Linked DNA regions of Homo sapiens: region 1 is linked to region 2. Evidence: chromatin loops called from intact Hi-C (ENCODE). Cell type or tissue: IMR-90. All regions are shown on one strand. Each heading gives the region's core, and the rest is flanking DNA. Links, peaks and the distances in the headings are about the cores only.

Region 1 (6,609 bases), core at 609-5,608, 290 kb before region 2:
TCAGTCCTGGCACCAGTCTCTTTCCAAGAAGAATATGAATATGGACATATATACCCAACCATCCAGAAACAAGGTTCTTAGTTCGTACCAGTCACAAGAGCAGGATGTTTGAAATTGGTATGGTCTTAGGGTTTCCAGAACTATGGGGGCCAGTGGAGCATGGGGGAAAAATGCAGTGTCCATTGCACTGTGTTCCGTTGCCTCCCCAGGCTTCTCCTTTTAAGCACAACAACTCGCTGAAAGTGTTTTGTTTCATGATGAGGTCTGCAGATAAAATAAGTGAAAAATGAAGCCCTCCTAAAGTAATAAAGAGGGAGCACCTTAGGAAGAAGAGACACAGACAAAACCTCTTTGCCGCAGTATGGCTTACATTTCAGGTTTCCCAATCTCCTGGGAGTTTTATTCACTGATATTTTCCAAGAACCTAGACCCGTGGCCAGAACAATAGATGATCAATAAATACGTGTTGAACAAAAGAATGGCTCCAGTTCCAGGGCTAGTCCTGGCCACTCTTTGATCACTTGGTCCCTCTGTGATTTCGTTTCCTCATCTGTTAATGTCTGATAGTGGGTGAGAGGAGAGGGGAAGGTTGTAATAGCCAGTCCCTGAGATCCTTTCTATTTGGGATGGTGCGTGGTTTCCATTTTCAAGGTCCTAGTTGGTTAAGTGACTTAAGTAGGTATCTTCTTTACTGTTTCCCAGAATAAACTAACCCATATAGGAAAGAGAACAGTTCCATTCCTGAGTATGGGCATCAGAGTATGAGCAAGTTGAATCAAAATAGATCTCTTTCAATTTTGGCTTTGCCCTCTGTTAATTTCAAGCTGTCCCTGAAATTCATATACATGGCGGTAATATGGTTCTAGTGTTTCCGTAGGTGAATAAACTTAATCCCATCTCTGTAAGGCAGCCTCTAGTTTGGCCTGGCCGGTGTTCCTTTCTGTTTGCTTTCTGTTCCTCATTATGCTTTCCACTCCTATCAGTATCACTTAGCAATGCTTCCTCACCTTGGCAGTGGCAGTTCCTTCCAGTAACAGCCAGGGATACCAGTTTGCAATTTTGTCAACACTTGTAGAACTAGGTCCATTGTTCTCCCCCGGAAACACCATCGGCCATCATCTGGTTCAGGGGTTTGGGTCCCAGCATGGTGAGCCCTCCCCTTCAGCACCAGCAGAGAAGCAGCTCCTTTTCTAAGGGCTGCAGGTCAGCTCTGTGAGTGTCTGCCTTCAAGCTTTTAAGTTTTATAATTCTAATGCTCCCTTATAATTGCTACCTTATAATAGCTCCCTTATAATTGCTACCTCTTCAATACCTTAATAATATCCCCTTTAGCCTTTTCTGTTCCTAATACTGTTAATAATTCTTTATATTAAATTCTCTCTGTTAAAATAACTGGTGTGGTTTGTTGCCTAAGACTAGATCCTGACTGATATATGCCCTGGAACAAGGGAGCCAGGGGTTACCCCATGAGGTCATAGGTTCCTGGGCATATCAGTTTTTCTGCTTATATGCAAGTGAAGTGGCTCTAGCAGGCCAAAGTTAGCCCTCCAAAGAAGAGTCACCCATAGGGGTCGCTTGGGAAGAGAAAGTGCAACAAAACTGGAGGAGTGTGCAAAGAACCTCCTGGGGGATCTGCACAGAGATGGTGGTTTCAGCTATGTGAACATATAAAAAGCCAACTTACCAACCGACAGGCTGCAAGGGCCAGATGGGTGATTCAGGCATGGTGCTTTGGGAGTTCCAGGAAGGGAAATGTCAATAAAATTAAGGAAAATCAGAAAGTTGCTCAGAGGAGGTTATGCTGGAAAGATAGGGCTTTTCAGGCTGGAAAACTAGTCACAAGCATGGTCAAGGCAATTCCAGGGGCACAGATCACTTTAGGGAGCCTCATACACAAGGCCAAGGAACTTGGCTTTGCTTCTGTGTGGGCATCTTACCATGATATTGCCCTCAAAAATCATACTATATATATGATTCAGTCACTGTGTACACCACCCAGAAGGCCCCAGGAATAAGTCAGGGTTGAGACAAAAAGATTTGTTTGCTAAAGAAAGGGACTCGCCTTTCCCGCACTAGCTTTAGATGATCCTGAGATGGCACCCTGTCTGTGGGCTTTTCCGAGAAGAGACATCTGACTTGGTTTAAATTTTAGCGAAATCTGCAGTTGATAATAGGATGTCAGACAGTAGGAGGAGTGTTGATGGGTGATCTGCAGAGTGCTGGTCATGACATTTGGCTTTCCATCCCCTTTGGCTTTCCACCCATGCTGTCTTGATTTCTTTAGTGAAACAACTAAGCAATTGGACACACCTTGTCTGAATGCCTACTCCATATCTCTCCCAGACCCAGCTGGGGATAGTATGCATCATCTCCTTTACATAATAGATTTTCCAGGATGGTCCCAATTGAAAATATGTTGGTTTCAGAGTATCCACGTATGCAAGAGCTGCTAATTCATGCCTCAGTATTAACAATATGGCTCTCTCAACTTTTAAATAATAGAAGTAATACATTGGCCTTAAAAGCCAAGAAAATTGGTGCAGCTCCAAATAAAAGTAGTAAATATATTCAGCCACAAAGTCACAGTGGCTTTGTTGCACAACATCAAAAGGCACAGGTTCTTCCCTCAAGGAGCCTGTGGTTTAGTGGGTGAAGCTTCCTTGTCTTGCCTTATGATTTGGTGTTTTGCACGCCAATGTAGGCAGCTATCATAGAGGTAGGAACAGGTGAGCGATCCCCATCTTTCCTTTGGTCCTGTGGGTAAAGGGGAAAGGAAGGGAAGAGGGCAAATAAAGTGTGTGATGATGGGGGGACTGATTGGAAAAATAGGAGGTTTGCTGGTTTCCCCCTGTTGGTGATTGGACCTAGCAGGCATGGCCCTCCTGGAAGGAATGAGGCTTAGAGAGTGAAAGCAGGTGTGCAGGAGGCTGCTGAATCACTTGGGAGAAGTGAAGTCCCCACTGTGACTCTTATCTCCAAACCCCACTTGCTCAGCGTGGACAAGGGTTCAGGATGAGATTCTGCATCTGTCCTCAACTGGGCATTACGGAATGTGTAACTACCAAAGGGGTAGAGGAAGGTGGAGGTGGAGAAGTTCTACAGAAAGAAGAACGTGAAGGCAGAAGCAGAGGGACAGCAGGAAGAGAAGAGAGGGTTCAGGAGGCAAGAGGAAAGGGGCAGGAGGCCTGGAAGACAAGGCCAGCACCAGAGGGCCTTGGTTCCCTGCCTCCCGGGGCAAAGACATCCGGGGTGGACCAGGAACCTTTGCTCCCTTTTGTCCTTACCAGCCCTGGAGAAGCACATCAACCCCCCAGGCTGTCCAGGCCCAGAGTGGGCTTTGGGAAGAAGGCTTGGAAGGAGATTTATTGGAAGGCCTGGGGGCTTTCCCTAGGCTGCAGAAATCATTTGAGGGCTGGGGAAAGATAGGTCTCAGGCCCCTTCCTGCCTCCAGGAGCCTGGCCTGCCTGGCTGCTGGCCACAAGAGCAGGGCCCATTTCCCCTCCCCACTGCACACCCCACAAGCCAGTCATCTGCCTTTTTTTCCCTCCCCCTTCTGCTTCCCCACCCCTTCAAGTTCTCAGAACTGGCTCCCATTAGATTCCAGGAAATGGCTGGTGCAACTTTGTAACCAAATCCGCTCAAATCCCTTTGTATATCTTTTCTGCTCCCTCGCCCCCTCCTTGGTGTCCTTCATGGCTGTGTCCGGTTACAGAGTAGGGACCGGCCAGGGCAGGCTGGCCCTGGCACATGCAGTCAGATCTGAGTCAGGCAACAGCACCCAGGGCCAAATTGTGGCAAAGCAAAGTGAGCCCTTCAAGTCTGGGGGACCCTGGACCTTTTCCCGCTCCACCAAGAATTTATCTGTGCAACGCTGGGCATGTTATTTTTCCTCTGGGGATCTCAGCTTTTCTCACCTGCAATGTTAGGAGAACCTGCCTTTGGCCAGCTCCAAGATTTATTGGTGACGGTCAAGTGGGAGAAAGCACATGTGTCTGGCAGGACACCTGGAGGACAGAGGGGGGTTCTGACTGAGCAACTTCTGTGTGGAGACCCAAGACCCCGAGAATTCTAGCCCAGGCAGGGGTCTGCCCATCTCTCACTTGTGGGACCCTGAGGCTGTCATTTGACAGCAGAAATAGTGATGCGGTGTAGGCCTTCTGCTTGCAGGGACACTTCTTTCTCAGAAAAATTTGTGGAGTTTTACAAAGCCTTGGTGTGGGTGCCAGAGATCTTGCTAGCAATTCAGAGGGCAGGCACTGAGCCTCTAGCCAGGGCTCCCCACTATGATTTAGGCCAAGGCTGGGATCAGGCAACAGGTGGCTTCCGGTGCAGCCTGGGTGACTGATTCTGGCCAGGGCAGCATCTAGAAACCTGTCGGGGAGATGGTTGTGGACAAGATTCTATTCTGGGAGGACACCAGAGTGTCCCAGGCGAAAGGTGGCCAGCTGAGGTATTAAAAAAATGGATCAAACATCTACAGAAATAAAATTCTGCTTAAATCTTAAGTCTGGGGAAGAGGCAAAGAGAAGAAAGCAGACAGGAGGAAAATGAGGGAAAGTTGACAACTAAAAAAGTCTTCAGACATGTATTTAGGGGTTTAGATGTAAGTGGATGTTCAAAATGAAGTCATCTGTGTAATCCAGTGTCCAGATGAATGGGAAGAACAGAGCTGGCACCAGCTAGGTTCCCAGGTAAAGCCTGGTGTTCTTTTCCCTTCCATGGATTCAGGGAACTTCACTGAGAAAACGGGCTAGCTGAAAAATTGCTTAGGGCGGGTGTGGCGGCTCACGCCTGTAATCCCAGCACTTTGGGAGGCTGAGGTGGGTGGATCATTTGAGGCCAGAAGTTTGAGACCAGCCTGGCCAACATGGTGAAACCCTATCTCTACTAAAAATGCAAAAAGTCAGCCGAGTGTGGTGGCGCACACCTGTAATCCCAGCTACTCGAGAGGCTGAAGCAGAATTGCTTGAACCTGGGAGGTGGAGATTGTAGTGAGTTGAGATCGTACCACTGAACTCCAACCTGGGCGACAGAGTGAGACTCCATCTCAAAATAAAAATAAAAAGAAAAAAAGAAAAAGAGATATCACTTAGTCCACCCTAAAATGAGGAAAGTGGAGCCCAGGAGGTCCCATACCTCAGTGCCTATACCCCCCTAGACTGTGGGGAGAGAGGTGGCCATCACTCCTCATTAGGGGATTTCTTGGAATTAGGTTCTCTGGAGTAATGAAGGAGATGGATTTGAGGAATAGCCTAAGGATGAGGCTGGGGAGGGGCTGGACAGGTAGGTTTCATCAAGGGCCTACGGCAGCAGTTCTCAAAGTGTGGTGCTCGAACCAGTGGCATCAACATCACCAGGAAATTTGTTAGACATACAAATTCTTAGTCCCTTCCTGACCTGCTAAAGCAGGACCTGGGGTGGGGGCCCGCCACCTGTGTTTTAGAATCACCCCCAGGTGATTCTGATGCTCTCTAGAGTTGGAGAACTGCCAGCCTCGGGTACTCAGGTGGGGCATGTCAGGAGGCTCAGTGCCGTCTTGACTGGAGACCATTTGAAACCCACAAAGGAGGCTCCTGAGTGAACTCTTTCTGTTCTTCCCTTCCCTCTCCATCAGCTACAGTGTTCTTGGGTCTCCTTCCAGCTGGGCACATCCCATAGCCACCCCTCTTGGGCCACAGCCTTATCTGCTTGTCCCAGATAAACAGTGAATTGGCCTAATCAGTCTGGCTGGACTGGCTGGCTCCAGGGAGGTCTGCTGGTGGTGCCACTAACAGGAATGGAGCCACTCACACGGCTGACCCCCTTCCCCACCCCATAGGCCCTGTCGCCACCGCCATCTCTCGTCTAGGAAATGCCAGGCCTCGGTTGCACTTTCCCTCCTTTGCTAATCAACCCTCAGCAACTTTATTCCCAAGACAGATAAGGGGTGACTATCTAGGGCTTCTGTAAAAATCACCATGGTCAAAGCCTCTGTCAAGATCAGGCTGTCTTCTGGGCGGCTGCTGAAGGAAAGAAAGAGGAATTGAGCCTGCCCCCAAACTTAACAATATGCATTTGCACCTCTCAACAATCTTGCAAGAGAACAGACACTTGGAATTGCTGCAGATGATCTGCCTTCACTAAGGATTCTGACTGGCTTTTGGCTACTGCCTTGCTTGTTATAATGGATGGTTAAGTGAGTTAATAGGGTGCGTTTTCCCCACATTACAAAGAAGCAGAAACGGGCTCAGAGACGTTTGCTGACTTTCTCCAGGCATTAGAATTACTCAGTGGAGTAAGCTTCTTGGCTGGGGCTGGGACCCAAAGCCACATTCCTGGTGGTGTGGCAGGAACCAGGGCTCATGCCCATGAAGGCCCATCTGCGAGGGAGGTCGGCTGGTGGACCAGACGTGCCTCCCGGATGTTTTTCCCAGGCTCAGCCTGTGTGGCATGAAGGATGGGTTAAAGGGATTTTTAATCCTGGGGAAAATGACTGTCATTCAGGGCTGGCTCAAAAACTGGTAAAGTGTGCTGTGTGTGGAACTAAGCCACAGGGCCAAAAAGCACAGAGGGGTTTTCATGAGCTCTTGGGCAGCAGCTCTGAGGTGAGGTGGAATTGTGGGCTGGGAG
Region 2 (6,609 bases), core at 1,047-6,046:
TCTCCTTTTTCTCTCCCTCTAACAGTAAAGTATCTAGGAAAATAACAGTAAAATTGGTGTGTGTATGTGTGTGCTCACATGCACATCATGTGAAAACATTTGAAAACAACTCAATGATTTAAAAATATATACTTGTCTATTTTAGATTAAGTCAGAGTAAAAAGAGAAAAAAGGGAAGCAGGAGGATGAAGGGAATGAGGAAAAGAGAAAACGAGAGGTAGAAAAGAGAGAGGAGAAAGGAAGGAGATGAGTTGGGGCACTCAAATACAAAGAGAAATCGCCATATATCATCCAGATGTTTTGTCTACAGCAGACCAAACATCAGGCTTTCGGGAAACATTTGGAAGACACAATGCTCCTTTCACTACACAGACAACTGTTGACAGTCCTATCGCCTCCTTCCCTGCGTGTATGTGTCTATCCCTTTCAAGCCTTTTTGTGGTCAAATTATAAAGGCCTGTTTAGTGGGTGGGGTGACGTCACACTGACCACAAAAGCTTATATTTCCTGCTACTAAATACACAGCCCCTGCTGACGAAGTGATCATTACAGAGAGAGCTTGTTCTGCCGAGGTCACCCCAAAGTGGGGATGAAGGCACTGGGGCGGGGGCTCGGTTGAGAGAGCAGAGCCATTATTCCCAAGTGTGTCTGCCTGCCTGCTGATCCTCATCTTGCTAGAACCAAAAGATGAAAATAGAAGTCTCTTTGTGCTTCCTCCAGGCCTTTGTCTCTAAGGATGCTGGGGCACACTGGGACACAACATGGTGGGAAAAAGGAAAAGACAAAAATTCAGGTCTTTGATTCCAGTTTCCTCATTTATAAGCTCAGTGATTTTACCTCTCCGGGTTGAATCCTGAAAATCTCCGTTTTACTAAAGAGAAAAGAACCTCATCCAGGGATCACACGGGAGCATGTATTTTAAAGTGACTGGTTTTAGTTTTGAGGGCAGCTGCTATCTTATAGTGATTTCTTTAGTGTTCCCACTTTCCTTGTGCTGATTACAAACGGTGGTTCTCTCTTCTGAGAGGAGAGAGTAAAGGGTAGGTTTTGTTTTTACGCATTTCTTTCTATTTTATTTATTTATTTTTGCAGAGGTCATGGGTGAACAATTTTTTTAATGAAGGAAAATAAATGAATTAACGTGGTGACTTGTCCAGTTAAGCCAAAGAAGCCACACCAAGTGTTAGAGGACCACAGAGGAACCAGAGAGGATCTGGGTAAGATCTCACAGGAAGAGTAGCATCTGGGTTGGGTGTAGTGCATAGGAGTTTGGCAGGCAGAGGGTTATGATCATAATTACCATCCCCAGGAACCCCTAAGTATCCCCTGGCATTAAACCAGAGTGGTCTGAGGCCTTATGTTGTAAGTCCTTGGCACTCCAAACCTCAGATGAAACAAAAATTGATGGATGTGCTTTTTGAATAGTTCACTCAATCAGGTTAATTTTGACGTTTAAAGAAGCAGAAAACCACTGCTCAGCCAAGATCCTGCAGAACTTTCCTATTCTCCATCCTAAGCCCTTGGTGAAGTAGAACTCAAATTCCCTACATTTTTCTTTCTTTTATTTTTCCCCCCTCTTGTGAGGGATGATTACAAGTAAGGCCTCAAACCCAAAAAGGACTTGGAAACAAGTCCACGTGGTATTCAGTGAAGGAAATCTTTTGCTTTTATCCATGTAATTTAGGTGGTCTGGACAGCCAGTCTGGATACTCTAACTGCTGGCAAGATTCTGAAGGCCAAGGTTGTGTAGGTTGGTTCTCTATATAAACCGAAGAATTGAAAAACTGCCCCGTTCCTTTGGGCCATGTGTGTCCACCAGGCACTTATTGTGTGTGCACTTTCTGCCAGGCCACTGGCTAACTTTAAGGGCCTCCAGTGGGCCTAACGCCATGTGCAGTTCACCTGATCTGAGGCTGTGGCGGGCTGGTGTGGCTCAGTTATTCCCCACAAGCTGCCATCCCCTGGCTTAGACATAAAGCCTTAGCTCCATTAATCATCCTTTTCCTGGAGCATACTAGATGAGCTCCTGGCTGGGAGTAGAACTATCATGTTCATTTCCTAATTTTAAAAAGTGTGTGTTTGCTAACAGCTGGAAGGCAGGCTAGAAAGGCAGCTTCAAAGTCCCACTGTGGGGAAAATAATGCTAAGAAGATCCTGGGGCACTTTCTCTTGAACTCACCTCCCCTGTAGCACTGGGGACTGTCCTAGAAGATGAAGTCTGTGCTGGGGGTAGTGAGGGAGGGCCCAAGGCTTGCAAAGAGGATGGACACTGTCAATTTGGGCTGGGCTTAGCCATTAAAAGTAGATCTCTGAAAACAGAACTGGGGGAGTGAAGATGGAAGTTATGCTGTTAAGCTAATGAAAGAGTCAAGAAATAGAGAATATGGAGAAATCAGTGGCCAGAGCCCAGAAAAATAACAATTATGTGAAAAAAAAATGTCATTTAAAAGGTAGAAGCCAAGGAACTTGATGAAAACCAAGTCAAATAGCCAAGATATCTTTAACAGACTCAACATAGCTGACACTGAGAAGAACCTAAAAACTGAGGCAATGTTATAAATAGATCAATTCCAGAAAAAGCAAGACTCCTGGGGAGAAGGGTTGGGATGGAATCAGAACCAAAAGGTGAGAGCTCTCATTGTTCCACGAGGGAAGGACAGAGTCTCAGAGCAATGGCTGGGTCAAACGTGACAAGGATAATGGAAGTAAAATGATCAAAGTTAGAAAGGTTCTGACATAGTACAATAACAGAGGCCATGCAATGTAAACATATATCAAAACATCACATTTCAAGCTGGGTGCAGTGGTGCACTCCTGTATTCCCAATTACTCAGGAGGCTGAAGCAGGAGGATTGCTTGAGCCCAGAAATGAAAGTTCAGCCTGGGCAACATAGTGAGATCCCATCGAGAGAGAGAGAGAGAATCACTTTATACCTCATGAATATATAATATATATTTTATTTTTAAAAAGAAAATTTAAAAACAAATGCAGGTCATGGATCCAGAACTCAGAATGTAGGTAAATTAATAAGAAACTAGAAAGAAAAGACCATCTTTCTTAATGATTTCAACTGGCTCTGTAGGAAACCACCCAGGTGTTCATTGTCTCCAAAGAGCTAAACCTTGCCTCAGAAAAATGACCTTCTCCTATCTTTCCTGCTGCAGCAAGAACCTCTGGTTTAACCAATTAGGTAAGTCATTTATATGACACTCAATCTGAATTATTCTGTCTGTCTGTCTGTCTATCAATTTCTCTATCTGTCTATCATCTTTAGGGAAAAAGTATATCCCATGCACAGTTATGATAACAAAGGAGTCATCTTCTATACAATATTAAACATAACTATTGAAAAGTTAAAAACTCAAGCCTTCAGTTTAGGGTTTGATTTTCATGATCCAAAGCAGCATTCTTGACTGATTGTTTTTCCTTGTGTTGATTCATATTTGTCTGAGTGAATTTGATTGGCTGTTTTGGAATTGCGTAAGATACTTCTTCATTGACCCAAATAATCTGTTTGTTGATTTTATTCAGACTAACATATAACTTAATTGACTAAATTTTTGCCTTTCTCAAATGGTGTGGTGATTACATAGACTCAATCTGTATTTTTGAGAAGTTTTTAAGTATGCTTTCATTAGCCTGAGACTAGTGTTCCTGAAACCTTGTAAAGTACGGAGCACTTCAGGAGCAGAGAGAATGAATACCTTGGGTGATGCCCAGTGTAAATCTCATGGTCTGGAGGGAATCTTGTGGCCAATATGAGCCTCGTCAGATGTCAGGCTTTCCAAAAGTAGAAGTGGAAGGCTCCTGTTTTTCTAACTCCTGCTGTTCCCCTGACTATCACTATGTTGTCCATATTGTTTTCAGAACTCACAGCTTAAAGAACCACCTTGCTTTTCTTAGAACTTTGGGGGTGGACCTTACTCCTTTTTACTTTTTTTTTTTTTCAAATTGCATGTGGATTCTACTGTATTTAGCATAACTCAAGCTTAGCATTTGAACATGTTTCATAGCCAATAGCTTTGCACATCCTCCATGATTGCATACTGTGTTTCAGACACAGATGTAGGACATGCAACTGATGTGGCCATCACTAATGTCAATACTGACCCTTGCTCTGTGCTTTGGGCCCTAAGTAGAGCTAGGTCCATGTAGTAGTCTAGTGCCCTCTTGTGGCTTTCAAACTAAGAGTCTTGAGCTATTTTGTAGAATTAGAGCTATTTGTAGAATCACGAGTTTGAGAAGACCACTGTGAAGTTACGTCCTGCCTTCTCTCCCTTAGTAACACTACCCACCTCCTGCAAAGCACAGTCAGTGATGGGAGACATGTTCTACTCTGAGCTAAGAAAAACACTTTGGAATGTGGAGATCAGGGTACTGGAGTTTAATAGAGACCTTTAGAACTTACTATACTGTGGATACATAGCATATGACAAATAAATGTTAATTGAAATTCCTTTGCCAAATTGGCGATACCTCCCAGTTTTTCCATTCACTCTTAAACTTATTCATTCAACAATTTCTCCAATGACATGATTTCAAATAATTTGATATGTTTAATTTGAAGGCAAGAGAATTATAAGGAATATATCAAGTGATCTCAAAAGTTTGAAGATCTGTAATGTGACCAAATCAAGTATCCTACATGGCTCCAGAGAGACACACATTAAGGTTGTAGATATTGGTTAGATATAAGGAAGAACTTTTTAGTGACTGCAATTGTAGAACCCTGAAACATGTCTAGGAATAAACTTCTCATTGCACTGAAACAGTTTAGCAGGGATGTATTAATTTTTGAAATAGACATTTTAAAGAGAAGTTTCTCCCATGGACTAATTGATCTTTGATAAAAATCTTAGATTTTTAGAATCTAAGATTTTGATTTTTATTAAAAATCTAAGATTTTAATAAAGATGTTTTAGATTTTTAGTCTACAAATGTATTTAAGAAAAAGCACAGCTTCCTTTGACTAGTCAATTAAGTCCCACAGCTAAGCAGTCGTAAGGAGCAGAAAAAAATAACTGTTGGGTACTAGGCATAGTACCTGGGTGACAAAATAATCTGTACAACAAATCCCTATGACATGAGTTTACCTATATAACAAACCTGCACATGTACCCCCAAATCTAAAAGTTTAAAAAAGTCTTCTCTAATGTTTAATATGAAACTTTCCCATATGAACATTGCAAGTTCATAACTACCATCTCCATTTCTAGGAAATCAAATTGTGTGTGTGTGTGTGTGTGTGTGTGTGTGTGTGTGTGTGTGTGTATACAGGTGTATGTTTACCCAAACCCATTTTTATAACCTATCTGGTTTTGATTTTCTAGATTGTAATAGGACTTTTGACATTTTCTTCAAAACCTGACATTTTGTCACTTAACTGCTTTTCATTTTCAGCAAGCCTTTCACATTGATGTCTAATTGTGTATAATGGCCAATTACACACTGGAAAAATATGCATATTTGCTTGATTCTGGTTATATGACATATGATGAGTATGTTCATACATATTTATTAAAGCAGTTATTCATTCATAGCACAGCAAAAAAAAAAGAGTCAAAGACTGAATTTCAGGAGGTTATTAATGAAACATAAGAACTTAGTTTTGTCACCCCAAGTTGCAGGGACAATGAAAGCCACTGTCTCTTAGTTCACATCAGCCTAAGCTGCAGGACAGAGGAGATGACTTATGCTTCTGTCCAGGATAATTTCTTGCTCTTTTAAAGAGGTAGAATGATGTTACAGGTATGGGTTGATTGGATTTCAATTGCTGCTATTGTTTTGGTTATTTTTCATATTTAGTCAATACAATCTTCTCTATGCTTTTTGAAAAATCTGTACCGTAAACCTTAGAGGGGAAACAGTGAATCCACCATGTCTTGCAGAGGTCCAAAACCAAGTTAAAACCAGAAGCCATTGGGTCTTCAGCCTTTGGACCTGAAGGTGGAAGGTGGGTGAGATAACTGCCTCCCCCATGTTCTCCCTTTCTTCCAGTGGCTTCATCACTCCTATTACATTGAGACTGAGGTGGGGAGTGGTTTGAGAGTTTTCCAGAGAGAAAGCTGATTTGTCCTTATGAGGCTAAAACTTTAAAGGTCTTGGGGTTCAAGAAAAGTTCAGGTCCAGGATCCAAAGTGGTTTGAGATTTCCTCCTGTTCTTCCTCACAGTAGTTCCACTGCCCTTCATCTTGGCAGAAGGGCCAATGGCCTATGTCACAGCCTTGCTGACAGCCCTGGGCTACAACAGAAGAATTCTTGCCCCTTCCCATCTCTGTGGGAGAGACACACTGGATTGTCACCAGCCTGTGAAATAAACCACCCACCTGGTCCATGGAACCATTTCAAGGCCAGAAAAGCCAGCCTTACTCAGCTGTGCCATATGGGAAAGAAGAAACACTGTTTTTCCCCATATGGATTTGTCACACATTAATAAGAGGCATTTGCTCTCAGTCTCAGCCAAATGCCTTGGTTCTTAAAACACATGAGAAGACGTGCTTGACTTAGCTTGCCAGGGAATTAGATATGTACTTCATAAAGTGAATCTAAACTAAAACTGTGTTGGGCTATTTTGTCCCTACCTCATTGGAGAGACATCCCTGCAAATG

Evidence for each region. Peaks named below come from ENCODE experiments on the same cell type or tissue, not always from the same donor. Only the 100,000 strongest peaks of a DNase experiment are listed, where the experiment ranks them.
Region 1: it touches region 2 in a loop (2.2-fold over the local background); 7 of 110 quality-filtered maps call a loop at or near these places.

What each region holds. Positions count from the first base shown.
Region 1 is chr2:216,877,277-216,883,885 of GRCh38, forward strand. No RefSeq gene overlaps it. Among named protein-coding and RNA genes, the nearest start is that of TESHL, 9.8 kb to the left of the region's middle. In IMR-90, for the core only: no CTCF peak of the experiment used is centred there; a DNase peak (open chromatin) is centred at 3,615; H3K27ac peaks cover 1,789 bases.
Region 2 is chr2:217,162,264-217,168,872 of GRCh38, forward strand. No RefSeq gene overlaps it. Among named protein-coding and RNA genes, the nearest start is that of DIRC3-AS1, 120 kb to the right of the region's middle. In IMR-90, for the core only: a CTCF peak has its summit at 4,163 (motif pointing left); a DNase peak (open chromatin) is centred at 4,168; H3K27ac peaks cover 2,081 bases.